Regions from separate parts of the Mus musculus genome. Here region 2 is linked to region 1. A link is a contact called in ENCODE Hi-C or POLR2A ChIA-PET data. All regions are on one chromosome and are shown on one strand. The core of a region is the stretch at or near the end of the contact, and the rest is flanking DNA. Distances in the headings are between cores, read along the strand shown. Region 1 holds the start of Akt1s1 (AKT1 substrate 1 (proline-rich)). Region 2 holds the start of Med25 (mediator complex subunit 25).

Region 1 (4,631 bases), core at 2,066-4,565:
GCAGGGCTCGGGTACCCCCTCTGTGAAAGTGTAAGGCAGGCAGGGAGCCTCCAGCCTGGGTCACCAGGACCAGGTAGGCCCAGCTGAGGCCTGGCTTGGATCTGCGGATGGACTTGAGCTCCCCCAGGCTCACGGAGAAGGCCCAGGAGCTCCGGGAGGAACTGGGCTCTGCACCTGGGGGGAAGCAAAGAGTGGTTGGTGCTGTGAGAGAGGCGAAGGGTGTGTAGATCCACGCAGTGTGCTCTCTCAACAGCCTTGTCATCTGAGGCCTGGCTAGTAGCTACCCTCCCCCAGGCCTCTGGACCTGGGAAGAAGCCTGGTGGGCCACATGTCCGTTCCAGAATGTTCCAGAACCTTCTGTTTGAAAACTGTATTCCTCTACTTGGCACGCAAAGGTAAATCCACCCCTAGTCCTCTGGCTGTCTCACCTCTAGTGGCCTCTTTGCTCCAAGTCCCTACCTGAGCCACAACAAAAGGTTTGAGAAGCTGAACATGGTGACCCTCACCCTTTAGCCCAGTACTTGCCAGGAAGAGGCAGGCAGATCTCTGAGTTCAAGGCCAGCTAAGACTACAAAAGAGGCTACAGAGTAAGACCATGTCTTTAAAAAAAAGAAGAAAAAATAAAGAAATTACCCTGTGGTTAGCTGCTTGTCAGCCCTTCCACAACCCACAAACCTGGAAACCCCTAGGAGAATAACTCATTGGAAATGTCCAGAGCCAAGCCATTCTTTCCTAGGCCAGAAAGGAAGCATCTAGATGCCACCTTGACTATGGGCAAGGAAGCCATTGGAACCATGATCATGAAGGGCAAAAATGTGGTCCCCTAGACCACCATGGAACAGTTCCACCTACCTTTCCTGGGCTCTGCCAGGTGGGGCTGTGGCCGCACCGTGCTAATGACAGCCCAGTCAGGTTCATAGCCTGGGTCAAAGGTAGGTTCCTCCTCTGAGGTGCTGGGCTCACCCCGACTCGGGTCCTGGGAAGAAGAAATAACAGAATGAGGACCTGCGGTCTCAGGGTTTCCAGCCTGCAGCCTGAGAGCCCAGTGGGAAAGCGAGCTGCAGGACAAGGAGGGAATGAGGCGGGAGGGAGACAGCTTCATGGTGGCTGGCAGAAAGCCAGGCTACAACCCTACGCTTATGGAGTCAGGAGACAGCTGCTACACAGGTAAGTGCACAGAGACCACCTGCAGTCACAAGACCAACAGTCAGTCCTGACTTCAATGAGAAAGGACAGGCTCAGGGCTGGAGAGATGGCCCAGCGGTTAAGAGCACTGACTGCTCTTCCAGAGGTCCTGAGTTCAGTTTCTAGCAACCACATGGTGGCTCACAACCATCTGTAATGGGCATCTAAAGCCCTATTCTGGTGTGTCTGAAGACAGTGACAGTGTACTCATATAAATATAATAAATAAATCTTTAAAAAAAATAACCCTTTATTAAAAAAAAGAAAGAAAAAATAACCCTTTATTAAAAAAAAGAAAGAAAAAAGAAAAGAACAGACTCACACCCCTGCTCTCAGCCCTTTCTGTGTTCTTGTCAAGATTCCTCTGTGTCCTTCTGACTTTTCACTGTAACTGAATAAAGAGCTTCAAGTGGTAGCCATTGTCATTGTAACTAGCTGTGAGTCTACAGGGGGCACTGATGATGGACAGACAGGGGATACTGTTGAGCAGGGCCAGACATAGGCTCAATGGGTAAGACAGATGGCCTAAGTTCAGTCCAGAGAACCCACAAGGAGAAATGAATGACCCCTCCGAGTAGAACACACACAAATAAGCAAATAAGTCATCTATGGCCAGAAAGATAGTGTAGTAGTTAGCAAGGCTTACTGTACAGTCCCAGAGACCAGAGTTCAGATCCCAGTCCCCACATACCATCCAAAGCTCCAGCATGTGTCTGCAGTGCTGTCTTCTGCATGCACTCACAGGTAGTGCACACACATGCTCACACATTCACACCCCCTCCACACCCCACACAATCTAAATCTTTGCGCTTAGTGAGAGGGTTCTGGACTTGCTGCCAAAACCGGCAACCTGGGTTCAACCCTGGAGCCCACTCGGTGGAAGGAGAGAACCTGCTACCACAGGTTATCCTCTGACCTCCACACACCCACACCGTGGCATGTGAATGCACACACACAATAAATAAATGTAATAAATAAACGTAAAGCAAACAGAGAGGAAAGAAAGCTGCCTCAGACCAAAACTAGGCCACACCCCTTGAGAAGTCTGAACCCAGCAGGGTCCCCTAAGGAGCCAAAAGGATATGGCATTAGGTCATTTCAGAAAGCAAACAGGCTCACAGGTTCCCGAGTACTCCCTGCCTTCCACTAGAGTGGGGAAGAGGAGCGAGTCGCCTACCTTCTTGAAGAGAATCTGGGTTGGGTCTCCAGCCTCCTCCACCGGAGCCCAGTGCAGAAAGACGTCGCTGTCCTGAGGGACATGGGGAGGACTTAGTAGAGTCACCCGAATGCCCCTCATCCCTCAATTCGAAGTTCCCACACATGTCACCTCCATCCCGGCCCACCTTTTCCACCACTCGTATGACGCCGGCGATGAGCGAGTCTGGATCCTGGTGTTTCCGGGCGCTGGTGTGCAGGTACACGCCTCCCTTTTCAAACACCACCTAGTGAAAGCCAAGGGTCTAAGGGAGGCGTTTTCCCCAGGGGCGGGGTCTAGAGCCCCTGACTGACAAGCGGAGATGGGGCGTGGCGAGTCTACAGTCCCGCCTCGCACCCCAGATGGGCGTGCGTTTTCCAGGGGGCGGGGCTAAGGGAGGCTCTCCCTAAGGACTGCGGAGAGTGACAACAGCATCGTAACTAGAAGCTGGTGCTTGCTAAGTTGACTCGGCCTAATCCCTGCACAGCAGAAGGTGGAAGCGGACCATCAGTGGGGGGCGTCTCCTGTAGATGAGCGAGGGAATGATTTCCAAAGTCTTACCCTGTAGCTGGATCCTTCCATTGCCGCCGCGGAGGTTCCACTGCCCCTATCTCCTCCTTTTCCGGGTCAACTTGGTGTCATATCCGGAAAAATAACGCTCCCTTCCAGGCTAGATAGTGGTAGCGTCCCCGAGGTTGTTAAGGCTGCAGTGGGTGAGACCATCTGTTTGAACAGGGTAGTAGAAACTCGAAGACATAGGTCACGAGGTGTAGAACGCAAAGTTGGCAAGGGTCAGCGGGACGGCGCAGGCGCACTGCGCCACTCTCGCCACGAAGTAAACAAGTAGGAGGACCCATGCTCGCAGCCCAACTCGTGATCGCTCGGGAACGCCTCCTTGGCCCTCTCCATATTTTATACTGGCATCGAAGCCAATACTGTGCCGTTTTTCTCGAGGACAAACCAGAGCGGCTTGGTGGAAGCCATGTTAATGCGGGGCACTACCATCTCTTTGCGGGGCACGACGGCGGGGTGCTGGAAAAGCGAAACGGAGAGAGGAAAAGGTGAGAGAAGCGGTATGGCACCAGAGGCGCTGAGGGGCTCGGGATAAAGGGTGAAGCCGTCAGTGCTCCTGGAAACGAAGCTGCCCCAAATTTCTGAGTCACCGTGGAAAGAGGACTGCACCACCATCTTGAAACTGGGCAAACCGAAGCAAGAAACGCTGCCATATTGAATCTTTGCCAGCTTTGTGTTAAAGGGAACGAGCGAGGGCCTAGAGGAGGGGGTCTAGTGTGGACGGAAGGAAGTGTCCATATGCTTTATAGGCATATGAAGCCATACTAACTGCCACGTCGGGACGGGAGCAGACGTTGAATACGAACGAGGGACGTCATGCCGCTTGCGTGTGAGCATGGGCATGCAGTCATGCCGCTTGCCTACGCTTGTGTGAGCATGGGCATGCGGTCATAGTTGTTGCGGGCAATTCGAAACAGTAGCAAAAGTCTTTTGCCGTATTTTCCATCCGTGGGCACCCTTGCTGTCGCTCTTGCCCACGGCTTGCCGACGGAGCTTCTAGTTGCTATTTTGATTTGAGGCATGCAGGATAAGGGAGGGGGAGTGTACACAATGGAGGAGGGGCAGCCACACGGAAATGACGCAAGAAGCCGCCATGCCTTTTGAGGGCGGCGACGGCGCCTGGCCGGCCATGCTGGCTACGGGCACGTGAGTGGAGGCGGCGTTGTGAGCTGGGGTTTGGGGAGGGTCTGGCCTTCCTGAGGTTGAGGGGCAGTGGGAGGGCGAGCCCCCGTGGGAAGGGTATGGACTGCATAGGTCAGGGGGGCAGTGATCGTCCTGCGACTCCTGGCCGACTGCTGAAAGAGCTCACGCTCAACCCCATGTGTCTGACTCGCGACGAAGTGTAGACGAGCTTCACTGCGGGGGTGCCGACGGGCTGGAACCCTCACGCTGGCGGTGAACCATGTCCATACGGCTGTGTGTGCTGGGGGTCGCGGGTGGGTGAGGGGGCGCCCCGGGCGGGACTTCCGGTCCCGATCCCCACCGGGGGCGGGATTTCCTGTTGTGTTCCTAGAGCAGGGGCCTCTCTGGGCTGCGGGCGTGGTGTAGCCCTGGTCGGCGGCCTCACTTCGGTGGTAGGATCCTTCTTGGACGTCCCGCACCGTGTCCCGTGCTGCGGCCGTTTTCTTTTCTATCTCTCTTCACAACTGTCCTGGGAGGCCTGCACCTTCCCGCTGGAC
Region 2 (5,432 bases), core at 589-3,088, 43 kb after region 1:
ATGCCCACCAGTCTACACTGTTATTCATTTGCAAACCAAGACCAGGAACAGGGCAAGCAGTAACTTTGGGCACTCACGCACTGCTTACTGTGTGCTGGGCGGCAGCACCCTACATGGCTCTGGTGGTCTGTCCCCAGGGATCCCACTGGTCACCCATTCTTATCTGGACCAGGATAGACTCACCTACCAAACAAGTGGTGACAAAAGTGATGGACTGTCACTTGGTCATCAAAAAAGCCTGGTGGCTTCCTCTTTGCCCCCTGGATTCACTCATTCACTCTGAGCAGAGCCAGCTGCCAATCTGGGCATCACTCTGCTATATGCCAGGGCATGATGGCAAAGAGCCAGCAAGGAACTAAGGCTCTGTCCACAGCCGCAGAACAGCCATCATAGCCATCACGGCCTCATGGCCGTGGCTCTTTCAGGCATGCCAGAGAGTGGATGAACACAGCCCTGTGAGACCTGACCAAACACACACGGCCTGGCTTATCCTCCTGAGTTCCTGACATACAGATGGCTTCATGAGGAGCAACTGTGCATTCTGAAATCCTTAAAAGTGGGGTGGGAGTGGGGAAACGTTATACAGCAACAGACAGTCAAGAGCACTGAGAACAAATACGAAACGAGCAGCACAAAGGACCCTGGGACCCGACAGTCAAAGAGTTATCTGGGAAGAAGCCATGACTCTAGGCTGCCTGGCTCTACAAGCTGGTCATGGTGGCAGGTGTCTGTAATCCCAGCAACCAGAAAGTAGAAGCAGTCAGATCAGCAATTCAAGGCTACACTGTGCCAGGTGTGGTGGCCCATGCCTCTGATCCCAGCACTTGGGAGGCAGAGGCAGGTGGATTTCTGAGTTCGAGGCCAGCCTGGTCTACAGAGTGAGTTCCAGGACAGCCAGGGCTACACAGAGAAACCCTGTCTCGAAAAAAAACAAAAAAAAACAAAAAAGGCTACACTGTAAACTGTGACCCAACCACGTAAGGAGCTCTCAGGGCCCAGACCCATCCTGCAGACTCCTCTGGAGTAGACAGACAAGAGGAAGAAAGAAGAAGCTGACGGTAACTGGACACTCAGACAGGGACTGTGGTGACCCACACTGAGTTCTGCTGAGTGCGGGGCACTATTCAATCACAGGCCACCCTGCCCACAGTCTTTCTTGGGGGTACCCATCCTGCCCCAAATGGAGGCAAAGCTCACTTGATGCCATCGAGCCAGGTGACAAACTCATAGGCACTGCTGGTAGGTGCGTGACATTGTACATAGGACTCTGGAGCGCAGTCCACGGTGTTGAACACCACAAGGCTGTACTGGGTTCCACCATACTGGGAAGAAAGGACAGAACAACTTTACAACTGAGATCTTTGGCAAGGAACAGGCCATCCCAACTTCAGATCATTTTAGAAATAAGCTGTGAGCCCTTCTTCTCTCAAACCCAAGACTAAGGACCCCATCTTTCCTCCCTCAGACACAGGGGTCTACCGGCTTCCATCCCGTGACTCGGCCGCGCACTCACGTCTCCCCCAAAGTCCGTCTCTGCAGGGGGTCCCCCGTTGAAGTACCTGCAAAGACGGAGGAAAGGCGGGGTCGGCACGAGCTTTAGGTTAGCTAGGGCGGCGGGAGGCGACGAGAGGTCTCGCTCACTCACTCTATGGCAGGCAGCAGGTAGTGCTTGCGGAGCTCCTCGAAGTACGGCCCCAGGTTTGCTGTCCCCTCGATCACAAACACCACATCGGCGACCAGGCCCCCGGCCCGCGCCGGGCCTTCGGATCCGGGGACCATGCCCCGCGCCGCCGACGCCAGCGCCGCTGACGCCGTCGCCGTCCCGGGACGAACAGAAGTGCGCTTGCGCGGTGTGCGCAGCCCCGCCGGACGTCTGGCAGCTTCTGCTGATGCTGATACGGCCATGTTTGTGCGGGGCATTTTGCGAGCCGTGGTTTTATCTCTACCCTGGGGCATACCAACAACACGAAACTCTCAGAATGGGCACAACGAGCCCCTTTAAGGGCCTCTTGAAATCGAGCAAACTTTTGCGCACAACATCAAGCACGAAATAAATCGAAAAACGGCACATCCGGTCACCATCTTGGAGTCGAAATCTAGTTTCCGACTCCGGGCTAAAGGGAGGGTCGGGAATCCGGTTGCTAGGCAACGCGTACCCATCCGTTGTGGTCTCACACAGAGATTAAGTTAATAAATTCTGTTCTTTCTGACCGGGAACCGATGAAAGAGAGCGGTCCAATCACATCATTGGAAACGACGTTGCTAGGCAACACTGTAAAGTTGCCCGGGACTTGGAAGCGAAGCAGTTGTTTTTGCTGGGAAAGAAGGGAATTCCAATTTAAGTGGAGGTTGCTAGGCAACACCTAATCTCTGTTTTCTGGGAAAGAAGCCAGAAACAGAATCAAAGAAAATACATTCCTTATTAAAAAAGAAAAAAAGAAAAGAGAAAGAAAGAAAAGAAAAAAAGAAAAGAAAAAAAAGAAAGAAGAAAATAATAATACTATATATATATAAACAGTGCAATAGTAATGTCTGGTATAGTCGAGAAAACTGAGTCTCAGCATTGTAGCTAACAGCATAAGCCGAAGTGAATATAAAATGACCTGGAAACTTATGTGTGGACAGAAATTTACTAAATAAAGCGTACTAATGTAGAAAGATACAAAGCCGCGATGGCGCACGCCTTAAATTCCAGTGCAGAGCAGATGCAAGTGGGACTGAGTTGCAGTATCAGTCTACAGAGTGAGTTCCAGGACAGACAGGGCTGCACAGAGAAACCCTGTCTCGAAAAACAAAATAAGAAAAAAAGAAAAAGAAAGAAAAAAAGACAAGCGATTTTTCAAAACGTAGGTGGCAGGCATCCAAACTTGGCTCACTTGCTTGCATTTGCAAGCAGGTTAGCAACTGAGACATTGCCCCAGACCTTGGTTTTTGGTATCTCTTCCCCACCCTCCACTCCCAAGGCAGGCTTTCTCTGTGTTAGCCTTGGCTGTCCTGGAACTTGCTCTGTAAATTTGTGGAGCCTCCCAGAACTCAGAGATCTGCCTGCCCCTACCTCTGGAGTGCTGGGATTAATGGCACACGCCACCCAACCATTGGCGTGAACAAGCTTTTTTAACCCCAATGCTAACCCCAAAACTACAATTTTCCACGTTGAATTTTGTTTTGTTTTGTTTTCAGACAAAGTTTTTCTGTGTAACCCTAGCTGTCCTGAAGCTCACTGTAAAACAGGTTGGCTGTGAACTCAAAAAATGTTCTTGTCTCTGTCGGCCAAGTGCTGGAACTAAAAGCATGCATAGAATTTTTAAGGTTTCATTTATCTGTCTATCTATCTGTTTATTTGTGGATTTGGCAGGAGATATCAGAGTAGGCCAGGCTGGCCTTAAGGGACTGTGCAACCATGCACACATTTTAAAATTATTCTACGAATCTGTTTTTTCCATATACAGAGTACATTTGTTAATTATTCTGTAGGAACTACAGGAAATAAAATCCAGAATAAAAACAACATCCAAAAAAGTTACTTTAAAATATTGTTTCATAGGATCTAGAGAGATAGCAGCTAAGAGAACTGGCTGTTCTTTCAGCGGACTGCTATTCAAGTCCTAGCAACCACAAGGCAGTTCAACTCCAGTTCCAGGGTATCCAACACCCTCATATAGACACCCATTAAAGCAAGACATCAATGCACATGAAATATAAATAAATAAATTATTTTAAATTATTTAATTTAATAAACAAAGCAATTGCTCTCAGACATACAGTAATCAAGCAGCTAAAACTGCTAACTCAGCAGGGTGTAGCAATGCAACATGGGAGAACTGAGCATAAGGACCAAGGCCAGCCTGGGCTACACAGCACGATTTTGTCTCAAAAAATTATTTTGTTTTATTGTATCATTTAAAATACAGAAGGAGAAATCTAATATTTGTCGGTGGAAAAAATTGTTCAATTCCTTGCACTTATCAAAATTGAGTATAGCCGGGCAGTGGTGGTGCACGCCTTTGAGGCAGAGGCAGGTGGATTTCTGAGTTTGAGGCCAGCCTGGTCTACAGAGTGAGTTCCAGGACAGACAGGGCTACACAGAGAAACCCTGTCTCAAAAACCAAACAAACAAACAAACAAACAGAGTATAAAAAGACATTAGAAGGGCTGAGATGGGGGCTGGACTGGACTGGAGAGATGACTCAGCTGTTAAGAGCATTGACTGGTCTCCCAAAGGTCCTGAGTTCAAATCCCAGCAACCACATGATGGCTCACAACCATCTGTACAGCTACAGTGTACTCGTATATATAAAATAAATAAATAAATCTAGAAAAAAAAAAGAAAGGAAGAAAGAAAGAAAAAAGAAAGGAAGAAAGAAAGGAGACTGAGATGTTGAAAAAGGAATCGGAATTTCAAGGACACATGGCAAGTCCCAGGTCTGCATGGGCTACATGAGACCACACCTCAAAAATACACTAAACAACAACAAGCAAAAGAGAAAGAAAGGAAAGCAAAGAAAAAGAGAGTGGCTGGCATTCGCCATTCCAGGCCAAACAGCTACCCTGAGTTCCAGGCCAACCAGGCCTAAAGGCTGCAACTCACCCAGAAAGTAGAAAATAAAGACACGAAGCTGTAGCCATACTATTTTAATAGCCATACTATTTTAAACTAGAAAATAAATTTTGATTCTTACAGTGCGTGTGCCATGGCATGTGTACAGAGGCCAGCTTTGTGGAGTGAGCTCTCTATTCTACCATGAAGATTCCAGGGGTTACAAGCTTCTCAGGTCTTCATGGCAAGCCCTGGGATGTGCTGAGCCATCTCCCTGGCTCCTAGCCATCCTTTGGAAGAAAGCTTTGGAAGTGATAGTACAGTGATCATATCTGTGAAAATCTGTCTTGCTACCTCGGTGCTAACTTCTATTGTTGCATGGAACAAAGTTTTCCGTGTTTTACCTTTCGACACGATACACCATCATTGGCATTAATTCGTTACAGAAATTACGTGGTTTTCATGATTTTGGAAAAGGTTCTCTTCTGCCTTTCACTAATAACAAAAACAACCATCTCATTTGGTGGTTACTAGGCAACACTGCCTGGATCAAACCATTCTGAAAAAATGAGAGGGAGACGGTGGCACAGCGGTTCGGAGTTTTGAAACAGAAATTATTGTGAATGGTAGTTGCTAGGCAACGCCTGAGCATACGGCCATCTTTGACTGGGGCAGGGTATTTCCCACTATGGAATGAAAGGCCACGCTGCAGTTGCCAGGCAGTGCCTTAGCACTGTCCCCATCCTCAACCAGTTGTTTAAAAAAAAAAAATTAGCACGTAATTACAGCACACATGAAGGTTTGTAGGCAACACCTTAGCACCATCACCATCTTCAAACTAGATTCTTCATTCTCGTTATACAAAAGATGTGAAGCTGTCCAGGAACAACTTGAA

The links. Hi-C counts contacts between places; a loop is a spot of excess contacts on that map. ChIA-PET counts read pairs that join two places held with the same protein, here RNA polymerase II (POLR2A).
Region 2: a loop to region 1 is called in a map of left cerebral cortex, with 7 times the contacts of the local background. The contact joins the promoter of Med25 here to the promoter of Akt1s1 in region 1. A Hi-C loop is called at or near these places in 7 of 37 maps with a recorded cell type or tissue (adrenal gland, heart, left cerebral cortex and 1 more). POLR2A ChIA-PET finds 5 or more read pairs at or near these places in 4 of 5 experiments (Patski and embryonic stem cell).

The regions. Positions count from the first base shown.
Region 1 is chr7:44,845,909-44,850,539 of GRCm38, forward strand. Akt1s1 (AKT1 substrate 1 (proline-rich)) reads left to right here and starts at 3,316. Exons shown (of 5, transcript NM_026270.4): 1 at 3,316-3,440. Tbc1d17 (TBC1 domain family, member 17) reads right to left here and starts at 3,171. Exons shown (of 17, transcript NM_001042655.1): 1 at 2,941-3,171; 2 at 2,528-2,626; 3 at 2,362-2,433; 4 at 853-976; 5 at 1-174. The coding sequence starts at 2,961. It overlaps Mir707 (microRNA 707), which reads left to right and starts at 3,791; the gene lies at 3,791-3,863.
Region 2 is chr7:44,890,586-44,896,017 of GRCm38, forward strand. Med25 (mediator complex subunit 25) reads right to left here and starts at 1,839. Exons shown (of 18, transcript NM_001331207.1): 1 at 1,646-1,839; 2 at 1,514-1,559; 3 at 1,198-1,322. The coding sequence starts at 1,779. It also overlaps a transcript of Fuz not described here.